3 separate regions of the Mus musculus genome follow, and all the other regions are linked to region 1. The links are chromatin loops, found by intact Hi-C in ENCODE. Cell type or tissue: heart. All regions are shown on one strand.

The links. Hi-C counts contacts between places; a loop is a spot of excess contacts. Peaks named below come from ENCODE experiments on the same cell type or tissue, not always from the same donor. Only the 100,000 strongest peaks of a DNase experiment are listed, where the experiment ranks them.
Region 2: a loop joins it to region 1, with 2.1 times the contacts of the local background. A loop is called at or near these places in 4 of 42 quality-filtered maps.
Region 3: a loop joins it to region 1, with 2.0 times the contacts of the local background. A loop is called at or near these places in 4 of 42 quality-filtered maps.

Annotation. Positions count from the first base shown.
Region 1 is chr5:150,230,244-150,238,243 of GRCm38, forward strand. It overlaps a transcript of Fry not described here. Among named protein-coding and RNA genes, the nearest start is that of Fry, 26 kb to the right of the region's middle. In heart, CTCF peaks have their summits at 3,094 (motif pointing right) and 6,565 (motif pointing right); DNase peaks (open chromatin) are centred at 2,108, 2,718 and 3,148; H3K4me3 peaks cover 553 bases; H3K27ac peaks cover 754 bases.
Region 2 is chr5:150,377,885-150,385,884 of GRCm38, forward strand. Fry (FRY microtubule binding protein) reads left to right here. Exons shown (of 61, transcript NM_172887.2): 15 at 925-1,096; 16 at 2,914-3,046; 17 at 3,732-3,839. Among named protein-coding and RNA genes, the nearest start is that of Gm36299, 26 kb to the right of the region's middle. In heart, no CTCF peak of the experiment used is centred here; no DNase peak of the experiment used is centred here; H3K27ac peaks cover 3,057 bases.
Region 3 is chr5:150,285,869-150,293,868 of GRCm38, forward strand. All of the region lies in intron 1 of Fry (FRY microtubule binding protein), which reads left to right. Among named protein-coding and RNA genes, the nearest start is that of Fry, 30 kb to the left of the region's middle. In heart, a CTCF peak has its summit at 3,922 (motif pointing left); no DNase peak of the experiment used is centred here; H3K27ac peaks cover 1,947 bases.

The DNA of each region.
Region 1 (8,000 bases):
TTTCATCACTTTTCTAGCACCTCTAAAAGTTACTCTTTATATCCCACATTTCCTTGAATGTTAACTCCTTGTTAGCTTGTTAACTCCTTGGGGGTAGATTCAACTTTTTTCATCAAATATTTTCTTTAGGATTTTTTTATGGGGATTCTTTGCAGCCAAAACAAAGCAGTGTCCCTCTATCAGGACACTACTTGAGGACCTTCTCAGTCAAGAGTCACTCAAAACCAAATCTAAGGCCTTATGTATTTTGGACTAAGTGGTGTGAAAATGAACTCCAGGTTCAAATGCAGTCTGACTTGTGAGTCCCAGGTCTCGGCAGTAATTGCTTCTGTCTCCACAGTACCACGATCCCATACTTGTGTGTGTATGTGAGTGTATGTTTGTGCGTGTATGTGTGTTGTTTGTGTAAGAGTATGTGTTGTGTATAGGTGTATGAGTAAATATGTGTGCATGAATGTGTCTGTGTATGTGAGTGCTTGCATATATGTGTATTGTATGAGTGTGTGTGTGAGAATGTGTGTGTTGTGTATATGTATGAGTGTGTGTTGTGTATGTGTTTGAGTAGGTGTGTATTGTGTATGAGTGTGTGTGTGTGCGCGCGTGTGTGCATGCACGCGTGACCTTGGCTTGGACATAAAGCTGTTTTTCACATTCTTGAAACCTCAGCATGCAATGAAGGCATCAGGGCTGTCTCCATAGATATCTAACCTCATGATGCTGAACTGATTTGTCCATGGAGTGACCAAGGTTGCCAGAAGCAAGAGAAAAAGTTGTTCTGCCCTAACGTGGCCTTTGCTTGTGTCCCATTAGTTATGGCTATGGTGCCGCTTGTGTAAGTCCCAAGGGGTGGGGTCTGCAGTCCCCCTCTGCCTCTAGCAGGTCAGATGCCACTCTCAGCTAGGCTGGTGGGGGAGGCAGTCTAGGTTGAGCAGGATCCCAGTCTGGTTGGGAATGAGTGCCCGGGACACATCGCTTCTTCCCAGTGCTAAAGTCATCTCTCTGTGAGAGGAAAGAGAAGGCCTTCTCTGATGATCTTTAATGAAGCAGCTCTCTAAGACAGTCTTAGCTTGCTCATATTTCTTTATGGGGGTAGGTTTGAACACATACACTCCATTCAGGGTGAACCGAGGGTTATATAGTTTGGAGAAAGGTGTGAGAATATCCAGGGAAGAAAAAGGTCATTGGCTGAAGGCTACGGGTACTGAGATGCCTCATCTGCACGTGGAAGAGTTCAGGCGCTGAGCGATTTGACTGATTACTTGTGATCACCTGGTTGAGGCTTGCCTGGTTCCTTGCTCCCAGGCAAACATGGAACAGGGAGGGAGCTACCACACTCCTGCTGGTCTCAGGGTGAGATTCTAATCTCAGCTTTTGAGATTTCTGGAGTTTGGACATGCCCAACCTCACGTGTTCCATGCTAGTTCCTCTGGTGGCACAGTCCCCATGCCCTACAATAACAAGTCACTCAGACAGTCTCAGATTCCAGTAGATGAGTAAATTCTTCTTCCTGATACAAGGGTAATGTAAGTCAATATTGCAATGGAGATGCAAGCGGAGATGCTTTGTGACATCTGTGCTGCCAACCACTCTGGCCATAAATGCCATATCACAGAGGAAAGAGCGTCTTACCTAATAATAGCAGGATAAAATTTCCTCAAATAATATAGCTAGAATGGAGAAAAATAAATAAAACCAAAAAAAACTAAACAAACACACAAACAAATGCCTAGTACCCCGGGCTAGTGAGCATGTCCTTGCTAGAAATATCTTTCTAGAGTACAGAACTCTGTCTTCTATGGTATGGAGAAGGTCTGGCAGAATTGCCTATGTTTGGAGAAAAGGGCAGGACTCCACTGAGGAGACTGAATGAAGTCCAGATGAAAGGCAGGGAAGGCTCGAGGTGGGTGAGTGGGCAGGCCCTGGAATAACTAGGAAGGAGAGGATGCAACAGAGAGCTGAGGTTAGCACCAGGGAAAAGTGGTGTGTGTGTGTGTTTGTGTGTGTAATTTGATAACCGCCTGTACTGCTTTTCTACCGTTGGGCAACACTGTGTACTCACACAGTGGGAAGCCTGACCCTTTGCTCAAGGTCAGAACCAAGGCCTTGACCAACCTGAACTCTTCCCTAGAGGCTCTGGGAAGGCTGTTTCCTGGCTCACACCAAGTACTGCCAGTACTTACAAGAGGTGGTTCCTGTTATTGGCTATCACTTTGGATGTTGTAACCAAGTATCAACCGCGGGCTACGTGTCTTACACAATAAACAATTATTTTCTGGCCACTCTGAAGTGTGCCAGCCTAGTTAGGTATTATCAAGGTAGATGACGACTGTGTCACTGTCTAGTCACGTAACACAGAGAGAAACATGTAGAAGAAGATTCCTGCAGGCTCTTCTTTCTGAGGGCAGTAATTCTGAGACCCCGGGCTCCACCCCATGACGTCATCTAATCCTAGTGACCCTCCACAGGCCCCATCTCAAAACACCACCACTCTGGGGCTTGCCCCTTCAATACAAACTAGTTTGAGAAAGTACTGTTTGGTATCTGAGAGGCATTTCTTCCTTCTCTCATGGCACCTTCACCATGACAGCACAGGGGCATACCAAATCGGCCACCCCCGCCGCCCCGCTGCCCCGCCCCCCTCCCCTCCCCACCCCTCCCCTCCCCTCCCCGCTGCCCCGGGGCCTTGCATGTCTTTCCCCGGCAGAGGGCACTGTCTGTCTTTGGAGGCCCACCCGGATGGTTCCAGGTTGAAGTTCACTTCTGATGACTGATGTCAGCCAGGGGTGATGCTTCCCAGAGGTTAGGAGGCTGCGGTGGGGCATCTTTGGAAGACATTTCTGTGATTTCTGCGTACTGCATCGTCCCTTGTAATGAAAAAGTTAGACTCAAGGAGATTTCTTTGAAGATCTAATTTTATTGTGCAGCCGTATCACAGTATGGTTATCAGATGTAAAAGGCAGTAAGAAACCCCGCAGTAGTCATTCAGCCTTTTGAGGACGATGTCTGTCGTAAGGAAGGTGGACTAAGATCCAATAAGACAGGCTGGTGATGTTAGGTGGGTCAATGGCTTCAAGCATCTCTCTCCTTCTGTGCTAATTGCCGCCACTAGGTGTCACCATATGCAGCTGCAGAGACTATGAGTATGATTTGAAGAAGAGGTGAGCAGCTCCCCTTCCAGAATGTTCGGCTCCTCACCCATTGGGGAACTCAGAAGTCTGAGAATGATCACAGGAGAAAGGCGGACCTCCTCCACGGGTAGACAGTGCAGTCGCCTGGGGAAGGGGCTTATTGGCCTCACTGTTAACTTGGCTTTCAGACCCTGGCTGTATTCATTACACAAGTGAATAGACTGTAGATACAACTGGGAACCCGTGGGGCAGAGGACTTCTGGAGCCTGGGATGGAGGACCAAGGGGCCGCCCTTCAACTGTTCTTCAGCCTCAGAAAGGGAAGTCAAGTAAGAGGAAATAGTAGGAGAGCAACCCGTTTGCTATTTGTTGGTACTCTACCCAGGCAGATACTGTAGTAAGAAAAGCAAATCGAAAGGGGATGATGAACACTGCCTGGGCCCTGTGCAGTGTCCGCGAAGCTGGGCACAGCCCCGCCTGGCTGACCGCTCCCTGGTAGGGACCTATGTCCTGGGCAAACACCTGTTTCTCTGCTGGGGAGTTTCCACTCTGTCCAGAGCACAAACTCCTGAAGTATTCAAAGGTGTGTGCATTCTCTTCCCTAACAGAAGGGAAATATAATCTCTTTAATTCATATGTATGTATGTATGTATGTATGTGTGTGTATATATATATATACACATATATATGTATATATATATAAAACCTCTGGTCCCTGAAAGCTACTGGGGTGTCAGTTGGCCTTGGCTCATATCATCCACTCTGATTGGAAGGAACCATGGCCCACTGCTAAGCCTGGCAGGGAAAGAGTACACTTGGCTGCTTCAGAAGAAAAAACAGGCTCTGGGATGCAGGGGTAGGGAGGTGAACAGTATAAGGAATGTACCTCAAGCTCATGTGTGTGTGTGTGTGTCCATAATTATGCAAGGGAATATATACATATACCCATAATTATGTATAGAAATATATATATATATTTACATATATATATATATACATATATATATATATATATATATATTTGTCTTATAATCTGGTTATCCCCACTCAGTTGTGTGTCAGGCTCATGTGGATTACATCAGACTCAGAATATTTTTATGGTGGCAATGTGACTTTGCTAGCCAGGGTTTGCCAAGACATCATAGTGAGATGTGGTGTCTTTCAGGGAAGTGACTGAGCCTTCACCTATGTCAGTGATGTTTACCTGAGTCTTCTTTCAACTGCCTATTTCAGAGGTAGTATTGGTTTTTCCAAGTTCTGCATTCATAACTAGTCGATGGACCTGTCCCTTCCCCCCACCCCCGTTTGCAGCTCCATCATGATATTGCAGACAAGGGATGAGATCGTGTGTAGTCCTACCCACTGAGTACCAGGCCCCAGCACAGTGGTTCTCGACATTTCCAAGGCTGCAATCCCATAATTCAGTTCCTCCTTTTGTGGTTGATAAGTGAGCCAATTCAAGCCAAATTAAAGTATAAAGGCAGGTTTATTTGGGGCACCTCTCAGGCAAGTTCACTGACCACACAGGAGGGGCTGAGTGAAGCCATGCAGAGGGAGACAGGGGAAGGAAAAGAGAAAGAGAGAAAGCGTGCTCACAGATGGAGAAGAGAGAGGCAGCCACCAAAATGTCTCTGGGGAGTGGGGAGAAGCCCAGCCCCTGGGGTGTAAAATTCAGGACAGAGGGTGGGGTATGCCAGCATATCCTGTAACAAATAGGTAGGGACTGAGGGACCCGACGCTGGGAGAACCTGGAGGCCAGGTCCTCTTTGGTACGTAAATATGCACCTCAGCTGTTCTTCCCAAGTCTGAATGCCAACAGTGATGATTCCCCAACCAGAAAATTATTTTCCTTTCTATTTCAGAACTGTAACTTTGCTACTGTCATGAATTGTAATGTAAATAACTGATATGCAGGATGTCTGACATATGATCCCAGAGAGGTTGAGACCCACAGGTGGAAGACCACTGCCCTAGCAGATGCTGTTATGGAAATAACTATGACTATAAATATATTTGAAATTAAATTTGCTCCTTACTGTATCAACAAAGCCTAAACACTATTTATCCTTCAAGTTCCCAAGGCATATTCTGATAAAGGATCAATCTTAAGAAATGCTGCCGGGCAGTGGTGATGCACACCTTTAATCCCAGCACTTGGGAGGCAGAGGCAGACAGATTTCTGAGTTCGAGGCCAGCCTGGTCTACAGAGTGAGTTCCAGGACAGCCAGAGCTACACAGAGAAACCCTGTCCCGAAAAATAAAAATAAAAAATAAAAAGAAAGAAAGAAATGTTGTGTTTTGCTACCTGGCAGAAGTTTTCTGAGTTCTGGTTCCTGGGGAGGGGAAGGGGGAGGGGGAGGGGGAGGGGCAGTCCATCATCAGGCCACTCCACGGGTCCTTGCTTTGCTTCTCTCAAATTGCCCCGGGATTGGCAGACTCTGTGCCATGTGGGTGCTGGGAATTGAACCTGGGTCTTCTGCAAGAGTAGCTAGTGCCCTTAACTGTTGAGCCATCTCTCCAGCCCCTTGAGATATAATCTTCATCCTTTAAAATAAATTATTTGCAGAGCGGGGCCCAGGGGAAAATTTGCTTCTTGGTCTTAATTCTGCTTTATTTCTGTATCCCCTTGTAGACTCCCTCTTCCCTCTGAGAATGTGGCTTACACAGTTGGGCTTGAAAACATAGTTTATCCAATCTCAGGAAAAGTGGCAGTAGCTCGGTGACAGAGTGACCCAGTTACATGCAAGAGCCTGCTGAGTGTCTCCACCTGGTAGCCACAGGGACGATCAGGTGTCGCTTCAGAAAGGAACATCGGGCCAGGATCTTGTCCATTTCAGAGAGGCCAAACTCACATGTACTGAGTCTTCAAAAGGGCCACCAGTGAGAACAGCTTGTCTTTCTTAAACTCTGTGAAATTTTTTTTTGTTTTCTATTAAGGGAAAAAAAAAACCCTAAAATTGTATTTGCTTCTCAAAAGAAATGTGTTTCCTACTTCAGAGATAGGGTTAAGAAGACAAAGAAAGAAGAGTTAAAATTATTTTAGCTGCTCATATGTTTGGGGACTTGCACTGTCCTTTTCTTCCCAGTAAAAGTTGTTTTTAGCTGCAAGTTTTGTTCAGATAACTTTTCTAACTGTATGCCCAGCCATCATGTTCTTACATGACCTTCTTAAAATTCCATGGATGCCCATGTGACTCAGCTCCTACCGAATCCTCCCTGTGTATACCCTAAAGCCTAAAATTATATACCACAAAAGAATCTGTGTGTAGAATACTCACTTAAGAGGAAAGTTTCTTCTTTCATATTTTATATAATGAGGCTCTTGAAATGTTTGTTTGTGTGATCATCATGTGTGTGTAAGTGTGTGTGTGTGTGTGTGTATGTGCCTATGCACCATATGTGTTAGTACCAGCAGAAGCCACAAGAGGGCAGTAGATTCTCCTAGCACTGGAGTTATAGATGGTTGTGAGAGGCCATGTGGCTACTGGGACCAGGACCCAGGTCTTCTGCAAGAGCATCCAGTGCTTTTCACTGCTGATCCATCTCTGCAGCCCCTGACAGATAAGAACAGCCATCCCTAGTGAATATTCAGAATGCTAGCATGCTCCTGATCTCCCCCCTGTACCTAGGAAGTCAATCTGACAAGTAGATGTGGCCTCCTTTGTCGAGCAGCCTTGACTGCGCACACTGACCCAGGTACAGACCAAGTGTCAGGAAGATAGGGCGTCGCTCTCAACATTATAATTTTCTGAATCGTGGACCAACTCCTGCTAACACTCCAAATTAAACAAGTCCCAGCCTTCCTGAGGAGATGTAGGGAATAGTAGTCCTATGCAAAAACCAGTTTCAAGGAAACTCCACACCTGCAGAGTCTCAAGTAACTCTGCCACCTGTCTATGAAACAGCAGCATGGCTCTTGCCCGACATTGAATGACCAAACCTAAATCTGAAGAAGCTCACCCAGTGAGAATGAGCATTGAGGATGCTAATAGGTCTGACTCTGCATTATAAGGAGCGTGAGTCTATGTGGTAAATATGCTATGCTGGTAGTGACTATTTAGCTTGCTCCTTGCTGACGTGCTTCTGAAGCCAAGACTACATCTTCCAAGATCCATGAGGTTCCACACAGTCAGGCAGTTAAGCTGGTGTGTTGGGTGAAAAAAAAGTCTTCTAGATGCCTACCTTATTTTCAAAAGAATGGCTAACACTTTCATTAATAACACACAGCAATGTCTAATAGACCTCATTGGTAAGATGTTGATAACAAACTATTCGTTGCCGAGTTGTACAAACCAAAACCAACCAAGCAAAACACCCTAATGATCTGTGTCTACTTGGGACCAGTTCTTTGTTGACACTATTTATTATTATTATTATTATTATTATTATTAATTCAATGTAAGAAAGAGGACGCCAGCAATATTTTACACTCTGTGGCATTTTCCTCATTAAAAAAAAATTCTCCAGGGGCTGGATTGGTGGCTCAGTAGTTAGGAGCGCCTGGTTCAGTCATTCCAGAGGACTTGAGTCTGATTCCCAGCATCCAGACCAGGCAGCTCACAACCTCCCGTGACTCTAGCTCCAGGGGCTCCTATACTCTCATCTGGCTTCTGTGGGCACCCACACATGCTTGGTATACATCCACACAGGCACACACATAACCATAAGTAAAAAGAAATCTTTAAAAATTCTCCTCCAATATCATAACATTATTGGGATCTTGGGTGCAGCTACGCACAAATAAAATCAATAAAGAGGATTTCTATCTCTAAGGCTGCTGTTACCATTGGGAGAAATGGGACCTGCATCTAGAGCAGTCATTGCTAACCCCAAGCAACACATGGAGTGATGATGTCATTAAGAGCAGTCATTG
Region 2 (8,000 bases), 150 kb after region 1:
TTTCTGGTGTGTCTGAAGATAGCTACAGTGTACTTACATATAATAAATAAGTAAATCTTTTAAAAACAGATTAAAAAAATAAAAATAATATAATCAGAGATCAATAATTAATGTTGGCTGGGCATGGTGGGGCATACCTTTTTAAAATTTTATTTATTTTATATCCCAATATCAGCCCTCCTCTCCTCCCAGAACTCCCTCATGCAGACCCTCCCCCCCCCTCCTTCTCCTCCGAGAAGGGAAGCCCTGCTATAGGTAGCTTCCCCCTTCCCCCCAGGATATGAACTCATTGCAGGACTAGACACATCTTCTTCCACTGAGGCCAGACAAGGCAGCCCAGTTAGGGGAATGGGATCCACAGTCAGGCAACAGATTCAAGGACAGCTCCTGCTCCAGTTGTTGGGGGACCTGCATGAAGACGAAACTATACATCTGCTGCATGTGTATGGTGAAGGGTGGGGGACCTAGGTGTAACTCATGCTCACCCTCTGGTTAGTGGTTCAGATTCTGGGAGCCCTCAAAGGTCCAGGTTAGTTGACTCTGTTGGATTTCCTGTGGAGTCCCTGTCCTCTTCAGGTGCCTCAGTCCTTCCCCCAACTCTTCCATAAGACTCCCCGAGCTCTATCTAATGTTTGGCAAATTGATCGCTGTGAGTTGAGGCCAGCCTGACCTACATAATGAATTCCAAGACAGCCAGAGCTACACAGTGATTTATTTATCTCAAAATAAATAAGTAACACACACACACACACACACACACACACGCACGCACGCACGCACGCACGCGCACATCCCTTTAACAGATGCGTGCCCATTTCAAACATGCCCTCTAGGTTTGGCGAGCATCTCCCTGCCTGTTTATCCTCGAGTTAAACCCTGACGGATTCTTCTAGATGACTGAGCCTTTCCTTGTGTCTCTTCCAGAGAATGAACATCGGTTTGCGGGCGTTCCTGGTGATTGCTGATAGCCTACAACAAAAGGATGGCGAGCCGCCCATGCCAGTGACGGGAGCCGTGCTCCCCTCAGGAAACACCCTGAGAGTGAAGAAGACATACTTGAGTAAAACACTCACTGAGGAGGAAGCCAAAATGATAGGTGGGTACGAACCCCTGAAAATCATTAGCAGGTCCTTACTGTAAGTGCGCTGCATTCAAAAAAATGAAAGAGAGAGAGAGAAAGAGAGAAATGAGCAAGTCTCTGGTGAGACATTCCTGCACAGCTGTTGACTGATTCCCAGTGGGTTCCAATCTTGGAGCCCTTCAAACTCTTTAGCACTATCAGGTAAATATTTTGCCATTTAGATGTTGGCCTTCATCTGGGTCCAGGTAAACATCTAATATTCATTATTGGTTATCTACATTGTACAGTAAGTTTCCACAATATCTGTGTATTTTGGCAAATAATCTTATTTATAATTTTTCATTAATTCATATTTCAAAGAAAATTCCTTCCCTTCTTTTGTAAGCATGCCAAGTCCCACAAATACTGCAGGAGAATTTTTCTCTTTCTGATATATCTTCCTGAGTCCAAAGAGGTGATTCTTTTTAATGCTTGTTTGTTCAAACAAACATTAAGTACTCAGATTTAGAAACTATTATAAACAGTCCCTAAATTCCAGAGATATGAGAGAACACATGCAGAACTCTTCACTTTAACGTTGGTCTCCTTAGGCTCAGGAGTTCAAGACTTTTCATGTGTAAGGCATGACTCTTGGCACTCATTTTGCTACAATATGATATGTACCAATTCTTGTTTGATTTGTGAGTGTGTATGTGTGAGTATGTTTGTGAATGTGTGTGTGTGAGTGTATGTGTGTGTGTGAGTGTGTGTGTGTGTGTGTGAGTGTATTTGTGTGTGAATGAGTGTGTGAGTGTGAGTGTGTGAATGTGTGCAAGTGTGTATGTGAGTGTGTGTATGTGTGAGTATGTGTGTGTGTGAGTATGTGTGTGTTGCTGTCTTCTAACTGTAAGGATATTTATAGCACATGCAATGGTAGCAGTACATTTCCAGCATTTTACAGTTTATAAGTGAAGTCAGTAGTTTATTTTGCTAAGACTCTGCACACACATTTCAGTGTACACTCTACAGCTATTAAACAGCCCCAAATAAGAATTATCATTTATAATATAATTGCTAATGCTGGTAGGTTTTCTTGTTCTTCAGAAACATAATATTTATAAAGCAAAATTAATTACTTAACTTTCATGAAGTCTTTCTCATTGGGATTTTAGAAATAGGGAGCAGGAGAGTTGCCTCAGTGGTTAAGAGCATTGATTGCTCTCACAGAGGACCCCAAGTGGTTTCCCAGCACCCACAATGGCAGCTCACAACTATCTGTAAATATAGTCCATAGGACACAACACCGTCTTCTGGCCTCTGAGGGCATTGCACACCTGTGGTGCACCATATATGTGTATACACAAAGCACTCACATACATAAAATAAAACCGAATCAAGGGCTGGAGAGATGGCTCAGTAATTAAGACTGCTCTTCTGAAGGTCCTGAGTTCAAATCCTAGCAGCCACATGGTGGCTCACAACCATCCGTAATGAGATCCGACACCCTCTTCTGGTTCGTCTGAAGACAGTTGCAGTGTACTTGGATATAATAGTAAATAAATCTTTAAAAACAAAACAAACAAACAAACAAACCAATCAAACCATTTCAAAAGTATTACAGCTCTTCTTAAGTAAGTCTCAATGATTATTTGGCAAACATCTCCAAAGTGTGGGGTGGTGCACTAGGAGCCAGGCAAACAGAGACGGAACTACCCTCAGCTCTGCACTCACGGAAATCCCAGGCACAGGCACAGAGGACCCGCTCGCAGGAGAAATGCTGTAGACCCTGTGTAAACCAGGTTATGATTCTTTGACGTATTTAGTTGACAATATGGCTAACACATATTTTCCAGGAATGTCCTTGTATTACTCTCAAGTCCGCAAGGCCGTAGGCAATATCTTAAGGCACCTTGATAAAGAAGTGGGGCGGTGCATGATGCTGACCAACGTCCAGATGCTAAACAAAGAGCCGGAAGATATGATCACGTGAGTGCGGCCAAGAAGGCAGGATGTGCTGCTGGAGGGGTCAAGCCAGAGTCTCCGAGGGTGGTTAAACAGATGTGTTGATGAGATTTGACTTCCACTTTTTTTTTTTTTTTTTTTTTTTTTAGTTTTTCAAAACCGGGTTTCTCTTTGTATCCTGGCCGTTCAGGAACATGCTTTGTAGACCAGGCTAGCCTCAAACTCACAGAGATCCACCTGTCTCTGCCTCCTGAAGGCTGTAATTAGACGTGTATGCCACTATTTGACCTTTTAAAACTAGAATTATTCATTTTATTTTGTGTGTGAATTGTATGTATATGTATGTATGTGTGTACCACATGTACAATTGTCCCTGTAAATATTGGAAGGTGAAATTAGATCCCCTGGAACTAGTGTTAGGGATGGTTGTGAGCCTCCCTGTGGATGCTGGGAATCAAACCTGGGTCCTCTGTAAGAGCACACCCCGCTGTAAACATCTGCGCCATCTCTCCAGCACCTGCATCTAGACTTTTAAAATTCCATTGACATTCGTGAAACTCTGAGGAGATAAACATTTGCTAATGCTAGGGGCCAGCACCAGGCTGTACTTAGAAGGCCTGTGCCTAGATACATCTAATACATAAACACATAAGTCTAAATGGTTTCTCATAATCTTTTGACTTGCTTAAACTTTGTCTTCAAACTCTAGGGGCGAGAGAAAGCCCAAGATAGATCTCTTCAGGACCTGTGTTGCCGCGATTCCTCGCCTGTTGCCTGATGGGATGTCCAAACTTGAACTTATTGACTTGCTAGCCAGGTAGGTGGGAACAATCTCAAATGTTACTCCATCAAAATTGGTTTTAATCTTTAGGAAAACCAGAATACAATGATTATTTTCTACTGACAGAGATTTACTTCATAAGGTGTTATTCTAAGTCTTATGTGTGAACTGGCAAAAGGAACTTAGGTTTTTGGGTTTTGGGTTTTTAGTTGTGGGCCTTGAGCCTAGGAATCCCCGTGTGCTAGGCAGGTAAGCTCTCTGCCACCGAGATTTATTGCCAGCCTTCTGTTTACTCATTTTGAGACAAGGTCTCACTAAGTCCCCAGCTGATCTCAAAGTATGACCCTCCTGCCTCAGCTTTTCGAGTAACTGGGATTACAGCCCCGAATCATACACCTGTCTTATAACTAAGATCTTTGTTTTGTTTTGTTTTTCCATCTTCAAGGATTTAAAGTCCAGTTTACAATAGTTACAAAAGAACCAGGCAGTGGTGACATTCACCTTTAATCCCAGAGGCAGGCAGAACTCTGTGAGCTCAAGGCCAGCCTGGTCTACAGAGTGGGTTCCACGTGCATGGTTATGCCAGGGCTATACAGAGATACCCTGTCTCAAAACACAAACAAACAAACAAACAAAAGCACAACAAAACTCCCTGCAAAATAAATATACAGAAGTCCACGAGGTTCCTAACAACCCCAGGATGCATCCGCACAGCTGACCAGCTTTATGCTTGAGTTCAGTGGGAGGAGGGGTCAGCTGTGGACCAAGGAAGCCAGCAAATAAATGGTACATTTGGAGAGGCCCCTGGAGAGGAAGGATCAAGTTCAGAAAGGTAAAGAGAAGTGCCTGGCCTAGCTATGAGAGGTCATGACCCTCGGTTTGAGGTCCCTAAACTCTCTAATAAGGCCAAAAGAGACAGCAATCTTAAATCTATCCGTAGTACTCCTGAGAGCTACCAACAAAATCCCATTTATCATTTTCCCATCACCCGCATGACTGCACAGCCCAACTGTAACCTAAAAGACGGTTTGCTCCCGAGGGAAAGTCTCTCCTTGTAGTTTAGATACTTCCTCATCTCCTGTAATCTGAAACTCCAACCAACAACATCTCTTTCAGTTACACTCAGAAAAGAAATGCAGAAGGCAAAATCATCAGATGGGAGGCGTAAGGAATGGGAGGGAAAGGGAACTGAGAACAAAAAGTTAACAAAGCCAACAAAGAAGGGACTTAGACACTCACCCAGAGAGAGAGAGAGGATTTTAGCTTCAGGCCATGCCATTAATGAGCCACTTTAGGGGCTAGTGAGATGGCTCAGGGGGTAAAGGTGCCTGACAACCTAAGTTCAACCCTCCAGATCCACATGGTGGAAGAAGAGAACTGACTCCTGACCTCTAACCTCTGACCTCAGCATACACACCATATAGTATTAGTATTCACCCAAACACACATGCATGCACACACAATAAACGTAGTTTTAAATAGTATTTTATTTAGCTTGGAGAGTTAAGCTCTGTGGTTAAGAGTACTGACCAGAGTACTATTTTATAGAGGACTCCAGTTCAGTTCCCGGCACCCACATGGCGGCTCACCGACGACTGTAACTCCAATTCCAGGGGATCTGATAACCCTTATCTGAACACCCCAGGCATGGCACATGATCATGCATGTAGGCAAAACATACATACATATACAATCACATGGGTGCTCAGAATCAAACTCAGATTCTCTGGGGAAAAAAATTAATACTCGTATCCACTGATATGTTTCATCCCCCAAAAAATGTAAGTTTTAATCTGATGACAGTGACACAAAAAGAACGCCCAGAGAAGAGAAAGATATCAGTGCCTAACCCCCTAGGGATACCCGAAGCCTGAGGAGGCTCTGTCATGGCAGCAAGCTTCAGTTTATTTATTTAGCTTCCGATGGGACAAGGCCCACAGGCTAGTGAGGGGATCAGCCTAGGCTATGCGCCATGCATCTTTTTCTTAGTTATCTACTGCATGACAGCCAGAGGGGAATCAACAGATGGTCTCAAACGAGCAGCCTGCGACAGAGAGCACACTCTCTGGCCTTTGAGCAGTGACGTTTATTGCCTAAGTCCATCCTGACCCTCTTCCCACACATCAGGCATGGGATGGTTCTGACTGTGAAAGGCTGCTGACAATCTGTCACCTTCAGAACCATGCTCCTCAGTCTTGGTGTCACCTGAGCAAGCCTTCCCTCCTCACTTGTCACTTGTTAGCCTTCGTCATGTTAGCCATTATCTGCCTGCTGCTCTCACGGTCAACCTTCAGTCCATGGATCCTTCCCTCTAGTCCATGATCAGAGCACAATTAAGGAAGGACACGGGCTAGGGACAGAACACAGCCTGAAGAGTTTGCCTCAGCAACTTGAGGCTCCGGGTTTAATCCCCAGCCCCTCCAAAACTGTATAAGGTTTAGACAATGAACAGCCTCAGTTTTCCTTAAGGCCCCCCATATCAGGGACACTGAGGCAGAGTGGGGGTGGGGAGGAGTAATGGACCTGAATTGAGGTGAGTGTTCAATTCCAAGGAGACCCACAAAGGAACAAAGGGCAAATAACAGAACACACTGATCTACAGGAGAAGCCGGTATGGAAGGAAGGAAGAGTTTGGGATCCCTTGAGGGTCAGCCACTCAAACACTCTCCTGGGACGAGAGCAGAGGCTGAGAATAAGGGGAAGTCTCTGAGCAAATTCCAGAATGGCCCTGAAACACAAAGGAGGTACTGTTGCTGTGGGCAGTAGTAGACAGGGTGACAACGAGAAGCAGGGCATGGGGAAATGAGGATGTGACCGTGACCACCAGAGGATACAGTACTGTTGCCTGAGAGACAGGAAGCGGCATGGGAAAGATGGCGGAATTTTCTAGAAAGTTTGACCTTGGTATCTTGGCTTGCTATTTTTCTGCCTGTGTGATCTAGACAAATTATTTAAACCTCCAACGTACCTTTCCTCCCTTGGCAAAAATTTGGCAATCTTGGAAGGGTGCCACCTATCTCTGAGGACCAAATAGCACTGTGGCATCTACACCCTGGTTAGTCAGAGGAAGGTCCGTGGGAAAGAGGCAGTTATCAGTGTAGGGTGGGAGGGCCGTTGGCTTTACTCTGAGATCTAGCCGCTGATTGCCTACACCGAAGCTCTTGAAATGCCAGGCTTTGTAGATAAAGTGGAGCATTCTGGGAGAGTGTCTAACGCTGCTTTGCTGTGGGTCTGCATAGACGGCTTTTAACCTCTGAAACCACCTTGACAGCCTAATCCGAGGATGCTGGAGTCTGCAGGCTGTGGTGCCAGACATGCAGGGAGGGAATCGTTAGACATACTTGGAATGTCTGAGCTATTTATAGCATCCTGTTTATTATTGTGTACATTCTTACAAAGCCCAAAGCCGGGAGCACTTTTTGAGAAGGGAAAAGAACAAATAAATATTCTTGAAAGCTCAAGAAAAATGGCCAGGCTTTATCGGGAGCTCATGAAAAATGCTATTTTATAAACTTCAAAGGGGAGTCAGAGGGTGTCTCAGAGGGAGGTAAGGAGCCTGCGACCTGTATGCTGGGTCCTTTGGGTCCTGAGAAAATGAGCCTCTTCGGATGCCCCACCCCCCAGAGGGTCAGGACATGAAGGTAGGGAGCCACGTACATGAAATGTGGGATTGAGTTGCCAACAGGAAGTGCATCACCCCGCACCCCAAAAAGTCCAGTGAAGAGGTGGTAAGCTGACTCGATGCAGTATCCACAGCCTGGCCAGAGGAGGGAGATACACACTTCACAGTTACTTCATAGTACATTTTACCAGAAAACTTGGGTTCTTCATAATTGGAAAAGCAAGACCATTGTTGCTTCAGCCTCCCATTCCTTACTGGCTGAGCCCTCAGTAAGGGTTTCAAGGACATGTCTCCACATAGCCGCTGCCGGCCTGCTACACCAACACTTCTGGTGATAGCTAAATACATCAGACACACAAACTGCAGACAGATTGTGGAGTGTGGAAGGAGGCTGGCCAGCTACTATATGTGTGCTTTGATATGTATTGTTCAGCCAATTACTAATGGCTGAGTCTGAGAGGGCTTACCCAGCGGGCTTCCTGGAGGCTTTGGAGATAGATTGCCTCAGCATCATGGTCAATCCCTAAGCAGTTCTGCATTCATGTCTGAGTGCTAGAGCCTGCCTGGTTTGGCTT
Region 3 (8,000 bases), 56 kb after region 1:
TTTTAATCTATGCATGTATAGTACATATATTTTTGTATAGCACCTGGATTTTGTGACAGTTTGAGGTATAAACTCTGCAAGACTTGTTGAAGGGAAGAACCAAACAGGGGATGTCTGAGCAAACCTCATGGGATTTTGTTGTTGTTCTTCTCTTTTGTGTGTGTGTGTGTGTGTGTGTGTGTGTGTGTGTGTGTGTGTGTTAGAACTTGGCAGGTAGACAGCTCTGTTCAAAGGGGAACTGTTTTACGCATTCCTTGGCAATGGGAGACAATCACCTAGTAACTCGATTAACCATGTTTAGTGACTATCTCCCATAGGCTACCTTTCAGACCTGGGTCCCCTTATAATCACTAACAGAACCTTTAAAAATGGTGCATCTGGGGCTGGAGGGAGAGATGGCTTAGCAGTTAAGAATCAGGGCAAGAGTCATGCTAAAATAGTGACCCTAAGACAGGAGCATGGGAAAGGTCACATCAGGAATCACACAAACACCATGGAACTCACAGAGATCTGTGAGCTAAAGAATGAAAACCACCAGAGAAAATGTCTGAGAGAAAAAACACGCTGTGGTATTTTGTAACAGGATTTTTTTTAGGGTAAAAACCAAAACGAAACAAAACAAACCTAGGCTCCAGCAATCCTAACAAGCCAGGTGTGGCCTCCCATCCTGACAGACAGATTAATCAGACAGATAATCATAAAAGGGAGAGAGAAATTTGTTCAATGTGGTGACATTTGGAAGGGATAAAGGATCCTAGTGACCCCTTTTAAAGATGCTTAATATTCATACATGTGTATAATGTATTTGGATCCAATAACGTCCCCATTCCCTCCTCTCCAATTCATTCCCTATCCCTCCCAACTGAGTCTATATTCTCTTCTCTCTTGTTCTCTCTCTCTTTCTCTCTCTCTCTCTGCACACACTCATGCACACACACACATACACATGTGCACACATACACACTCATACAGACAAATATGAACAAACACGCACACACACACATGCATATGGGACACACAAACTATGCACACACACTGAGTCCGCACATGCACATGTGCACATGTACACACACACACAGACACACCTGCACACACATGTGGACACACATACATGCACATGTGCACACACATGCACACATACACCAAGTCCATTCAGTGCTGCCCATATGTGCATGAGTATGGGACAGATGTGGCTCAGGGGCCACCTCTCTAAAGAAACCTTAGTTTTCCTCCCCAGCAGCCATCTGTGGCCAGTATCTCCTCAGGTGTGGGAGTCCATGCATCTCTCCCCCATCCTCCCACACCGGGGGTTTAGGTGCCTCCATCTCATGCAGGTCTTATGCATGAAATCTGAACAGCTCTGAGTTCCTGTGTCCAGCTGCACCACAGCCGTGTCTGGCAGATGCTCTACAGACATCTGCTTCTTCTGACTCTCACAGTCTTCCTGCTCCATCTTCTATGATGCTCTCCCGCCGAGCCCTGGGGCCATCTTTAGGGTGATGACTTCCATGGAGGAAGAATTGTGGCACAGGGCAAGGTCACGCCTAGTGAAGGAATGAAGGTGGAACTCGGTCCAGTACTGTTTCTGCTGGGGTCCTGTGAGTCCTCATTGCTTGAGGGTCAAGGTGGCTGTTAGCAGATGGGTGCTTCTTCTTTAGAGGGCATCTCAAGCTCATGGTCAGTTGTCCTCTTTGCCCTGTGAAGGTTTGCTATTCCTGGATTCCCAGATGACTCAGAGTCACCGTTTAACCCTTTAAGGACACTTAAGGAGTCAGTGCTTTCAGCAAAACAATTTCCAGGGGCCGGCAAGACGGCTCAGTACTTAAAAGCACTGGCTGCTCTTGCAGAGAGAACCTGGGTTCAATCCCAGGCACTCATGAGGAGGCTCACAACTGTTTGTAACTCTAGTTCCAGGAGATTTAACAGTCTCTTCTGGCCTCCAAGGGTGCTGCGTGCCTGTGGCGTACAGACGTACATGCCCCCAAGACACCCATATGCATAAAATACTTTAAATTTTTTTTAAAGGAGCTTCTGCTCCCATTTCCCTTTCCTTCTTGCTAACACAAATTCCCACCCGAGTCTCCTCACCAAGGTGAGGCTGGTGGACCTGGTCATTTCCCAGAGAAGGGTTGATCCTTGGAAGACCACAGGGAATTTTGAGTGAATGAGTGAGTGGGGGAGGTGCACCTGGTCGGAAGAACACTGCCTTCCTGGTGGCTAGGGTTCAGGGGCACACACCTTGTGACCACACATGCCAGTGTTTGCACGAGGCTCTCCTGGTTGACGGCTCTCGCTTGCCTTTGTTCTCCGAGTGTGTCTTTAGACCAAGGCTGGCAGTCTGTTGAAAGACTCTCTTCCCAGGCACAATGATACATTGTCTTGCCCAGGGTTGCTTGCCCTTGCTTCCGTTGAGGCAGGACTGAGGCAAGGCTGCAGGTGATGTTTGCTCACGTGACCAAATGGTCTTCCAAGGCCTTGTTAACGTGCCTCAGAGGTCTCTTGGTCCTGAAACCTCGACTGAATGAATGTATTCTCTACTAGGCTATGTCACGGAAGAATAATGGAGAGATACAATCTTCTTAACACTGGCATCTCCTAAGAACTGCCAGATTTTTTTTTTTTGGTTTTTCAAAACAGGGTTTTTCTGTGTAGCCCTGGCTGTCCCGGAACTCACTCTGTAGACCAGGTTGGCCTCGAACTCAGGAATCCACCTGCCTCTGCCTCCTAAATGCTGGGATTAAAGGCGTGAGCCACCACTACCAGGCCCTTATATCTATATCTTAATACGTGTATCTACTAAATTTTTAGAAAGACTGACATATACATCATTGGACAAATTAAATGTAATCATTTAATGGTTAAGATTGGTTCTAAAACTTTACCTTTAAAATATTTGGGTTTGTGTGTGTGTGTGTGTGTGTTTTAATGAATATAACCTACTGAGTCCCTTTAGTGTTGCTTATAACCACATATACATAACTATATGACCACTTGGGAATGGATAACCATTCAGAGGTCTTATTCCAGGCAGAGACTGATTCGCCCTCTTCTAGAAGCCATCGATTGCCTGTAGCTCTTCATCTAGGAATAAGGCCTTAGGAGATCCGCCTCATTCTCAAATGCTGGCCTGTTAACTGGCCTTGGTGTATAGAGCTGCCATAAGCAGCCATATTGTTGAGATTTCATGGCTGTGGCTCCCTGTGATGTCTAGAAGACTCTATCTCGAATCAGACATCCTGCTTTTTGGGTTCTTGTACTCTTTCACCCTATCTTCCAAATGTTCCCCGAGGCTTAGGTTTAGGGATTGGACTGTAGATGCATCACAGGGAGTGGGGAGCCCCCTGATTAGCTGTTTCCTGCATTTCCATGAATAGTGACTTTCTGTAATGGTCTCTGTCTGCTGCAAAAAGAAGCTGTTGAGGAGGGAGAGAGTCATTTACAATGCAGCGTGGGTTATACTGCGAAGCCTTACTTTGGAGACGGGTTGGGTTTCTAAGGCCAGTGAGGAATGCGTCCACGACAGATCCATTGATTGCCTTTCTTGTCACTTGAAGGATTTGGATTGTGTGGGTGACGGCACCAACAACTGACCAGCGGTCTGTCACCTTTTCTCAGTAGAAATCGGGGTAGAAGAGAAGCTTAGGTGTTAGTCTGAGGCAGTTTTTTAAGTTATTGGTGTGGGGACACACATGCGCATGCTGTGGCCTGTGTGTGGAAGTCATAGGCCAATTTTACAGAGCCTCTTCTCTCTGTCGCCTTTACCTTTACACCACGACCAAGCTCAGGAGCTCAGGCTTGTACTGCAACACCTCTACCCACTGAGCTGCCTTGCCAGACGCTTGGCAGCTTGTGCCCTCCCCACAAACCCCGCTTTTGATAACCAGATGGTAGCCATGCACAGAAGCAGTGGCAGGTGGCGCCCTCTATTGGCATAGATCTCACAAACATTCCACCCCCACATCTAGCTCTCTCAGCACCCTATGCTCACAACCTTTTGTGTAGACCAGGGAGATCGGGATCCCTCGACCTTTGACCTTTGGTAGCAGTTGGCAATGGAGCACTAGGGCCTAGGATGCTGTGACCTGTGGTCCTTACTGACATTGTCCATGCAGCTGCCACAGCTGAGCAGCCACCACTGCGTCTCCTCTGCCACTGCTGTCCCGGCCCTGCCTCCTCTGCTTTTACTAGCTTGGCCTACTGTGCGCAAAATAGCATTGGGAAACCTGGTGTGGTGGCTCATACCTGCTCTTCTGACACTGAAGAGGCTAGCCCGGCCTGCTAAGTGGACTCAAGACAAGCTTGAAGTGCAGAGGAGACCCTGGTTCAGAAAGAAAGAGAGAGAGAGAGAGCTAGAGAGAGGGAGAGAGAGAGAGAGAGAAGAAAAAAAGAAAGAAAGAAAGAAAGAAAGAAAGAAAGGAGGGAGGGAGGGAGGGAGGGAGGGAGGGAGGGAGGGAGGGAGGGAGAAGGAAAGGAAAGATAAAGAGGGAGAGGAGAGAGAGGTGGGGGAGGGAAGAGAGAGAGAGAGAAGTAAAACCACTTGGGGAAAGACCCTTTTTGTTTCTTTTTTTTTTTTTTTTTTTTTTTTTTTTCAGACAGGGTTCATTATATAATGGTTGGCCTGGAACTTACTATGTAGCCCAGGCTAGCCTCATACCTAGGAGTTTCCTGAGTGCTGGGATTATAAGCCTTTTTTATTGGGCCTGATTTTGCAATACCAGGAAAGTCAGCCCAAAAGAGTGTTCGCCTAGCCTTCTCAGGAGGTGACCAGAACAGCTGGTTGATGTAGACTGGAGGGGAGGGACTCATACCCTTCATGGGTAGACCGTCACCGCACTGTCCCATTTGTAGGAGTTACTGTAGTCTGTCAAGGCAAGGAGGCAAAGTGTGGTGTTCCCTGTTGCCCCTCCCCCTATAGTCCCCCCCTTAAAGGGGTGGGGGCTGGGCAGAAAAGCCTGTAGGGTCATCTAGAGTTCAGTGAGGCTTCTCCTTAGCAGAAAGGCTGGTGAGTATGTTACAAATTATTTGACCAATCTTGGCCTGGGCTGGGTCTTTGAGAATGGGTTTGTACCAAAGCCTTCACATAACATGGCTTCCTCGGGGCTGTAAAGCAGCAGGTGCCAGCATGAGGGCAGCCTGGCTGGCTGGCTGAGTGACAGGCCTCTACTTAAGACAGCCCAGGGCACCAGGAAAGGGTGAACAGCTGTCAATTAGGAAGTCAATGTTCTGCATATTTACCAGTTAATAAATACCAGGAGTGCTAACAATAAGCAATAAAAACTGTATTATCCTATCATTGGTATCAACCATGTTTGACCTCACATCTACTGGTGCCTAACTCCTACCCAGTGCCTCAGGGAGAAGGGGACCAACCCACAGGCCCCCAATTGTTCAGTGGTTCTTAAATATGATTTCTTCCAGCAGTACTTAGGCTGGTGTCTAACTACTTTTGTTGCTTCTCATAACATAATAGGGCAGGGAAACTATAGCAAGCAGGGGAGTGGAAGTAATTACCTGAGAATCAGTATAAGCTTAGTTGGGCTCCGGGCTTCTAAACATCTCTGTTGGCCACACCCCTTCCTGTAAGTGTGCGAACTTCCTGTCCTGGGGGGGCGTGGCCTTTGACTTTAAACTGAATAGCATTTGCCCGTGTTGCTACCTGGCTTTTGTTTTATTTGTGTTTAGAGATGGGGATCTTACCTGCCTGGCTGGCCGGGAACTCACTTTCCTCTGCCTCAATTACCAGCGTGTGTTGCCACTGGAAAGGAAAAATTTTATGAAATTAGATTAAGGATTAAAGAAAAAAAAAAACCTTTAAAGCCATTCATCCCAATATGTGAGGGCAACTGTGGAATGAGTGTTGGGAATGGAACTGGGGTTCACTGGGAGAGCTGCAGGGACCGTTAGCCACTGAGCCATTTCTCTAGGCCTTAAAAATGGGTTCGTTTTCATTTTATGTATATGGTGGTTTGCCCATGTGTACATTACAGATATGCAGTGCTCTCGGGGAGCAGAGGAGGGGGATGGATTCCTTTGAGCTGGAGTTACAAATGGTTGTGAGCAACCATGTGGGTGCTGGGATTCAAAAGCAGGTCTTTTGCAAGAACAACCAGGGCTCTTAACTGCTGAGCCATCTCTCCAACCCCAGTTTCTTCTACTCCTGACGTATATCCTTAGCAAATGTCAAATCATTTCAATGTATAATAATGATTTAAAATGGAGTTCTTTCTACATTGCTTCACTGTTTCCCCCATGCATCCGTAGTAGAGAAAACCATCTACACCCAAACAATTTGAGACATTAGACATATTTTTTATTAAAAAATTTTTTAATGCATTGTTATTTCCAGGGTTTTTGAACTGGCAAAGTCTGCCTTTCTTATGATTAAAATGTACTTAAGTTGCTATTCTTCATGGGCTATAAATCTGCTTTTTTTTTTTTTTTTGCTGTCTTCTGATTTTATTATCACTGCTGGCCATCTGCTGACAGTCGGACAGCTGTCTCCTCACCCTGTCAGCGACCTTCTCCCTCCACCCCTCCCCTGTAATTTGTTGTTTAGTTCAGCATACACTGCAGCTGGAGGACGGGCTTCTTAATACTGTCTGTAGAGGAGAAAATGGCCATATGGAGCAGTGGATGTGGCTCAGGTAGTAGACTGCTTGTCTGGGTTGCATGAAGCCCTTGGTTCAATCCCCAGCAGTAGTCAGACTAGGGTAGTCACACCTATGATCTCAGTGCTTAGACACGCAGGCAGGAACATCCGAGACCCAAGATCCACCCTCAGCTACATAGTGAGGTGAAGGCTGATGGGTGGGAGGGTGGGTGGGGTGCTGGAGGAGAAAGGAAGTAAGGAAAGGAGAGAGGGAGGGAGGGAGGGAGGGAGAGAGGGAGAGAGAGGGGGGGGAAAGGTTAGGTAAATTGGAATAGGTCAGTACAGAGGACATCATCAAAGAAGTTGTTCTTGCTGGACATGATAGCACATACCTGTGATACCATCCCTCTTGAAACTGAGGCAGGAAGATTGAGAGCTCAGGGGTAGTCTGGGTTGTATAATGAGACTTCTCTCAAAAAAGTATGCGGAGTCACTCTCCGGATGTCAGCCGGCTGGGTTTCATTTTGGGGACATTTCTGCCTTTAAAAAAATTAAAACTTCTAAGAGACAGATTCTTAAGTAGGACCTCTGAGATGGCTGTTGTTTAGAGCAGGACTCTGAGATGGCTGTTGTTTAGCAGTTGTAATTCATATGAAGAAAGCAAGGTGATAGAATAAAAAAATCAACGAATATAGTGACACTCGAGCTAATCCGAATCATGACCATAGGCAGTGGTTTTTAGTCTTTCCCATCAGCTCCCTCTGGAGTGGCAGTTGCCTGTCTTTTAAGGTAACAGCAAAGACTTCCATTTACTATATGGGAAGCATATAGGTCCGAATCAAGTTCAATTCCACCGTGAAAGGTAGCTCCTTCCTATTGGCTGAGGGGATTCCACCCTGTCAGTAAAGGGCTTGGTGGGTGAGCGTGAGCACCTGAGTTCAGATTTCCAGCACTCAATGAAAACGCTGGACATGGAGACAAGAGTTTCTGTGCTGGTGAGGTGAGAGAGTGAGGGGTGGGGGACAGGCACGTCCCAGGAGCTCAGTAGCCATCCAGACTAGCTAATCAGTGAACTCCGGGTTCAGTGTGATATCTTATCTCAAAAAGGAAAGAAGACAGCTCTTGTAGACTCTGGTCTCTACACTCAAGCTTGTACATGCACACACATGCGTGTGTGCAATTGCACATGCACACACTCACATACACACACACACACACACATACACGGGGGGCGGTTAGCCTGTTTTTCTATTCTCTTTGGTTTATTTTGTTGGGTAATTGGCATCTGTACAAGGAGTGAAAGATAAGCCAAGAGTTGTGTACCACCCTGTAAAACCCAGCACTTAGGAGACAGAAGCAGGGGATCAGGGTTTTGAGATCAGCCAACATAACGTGAGATAGTCTCAAAAAA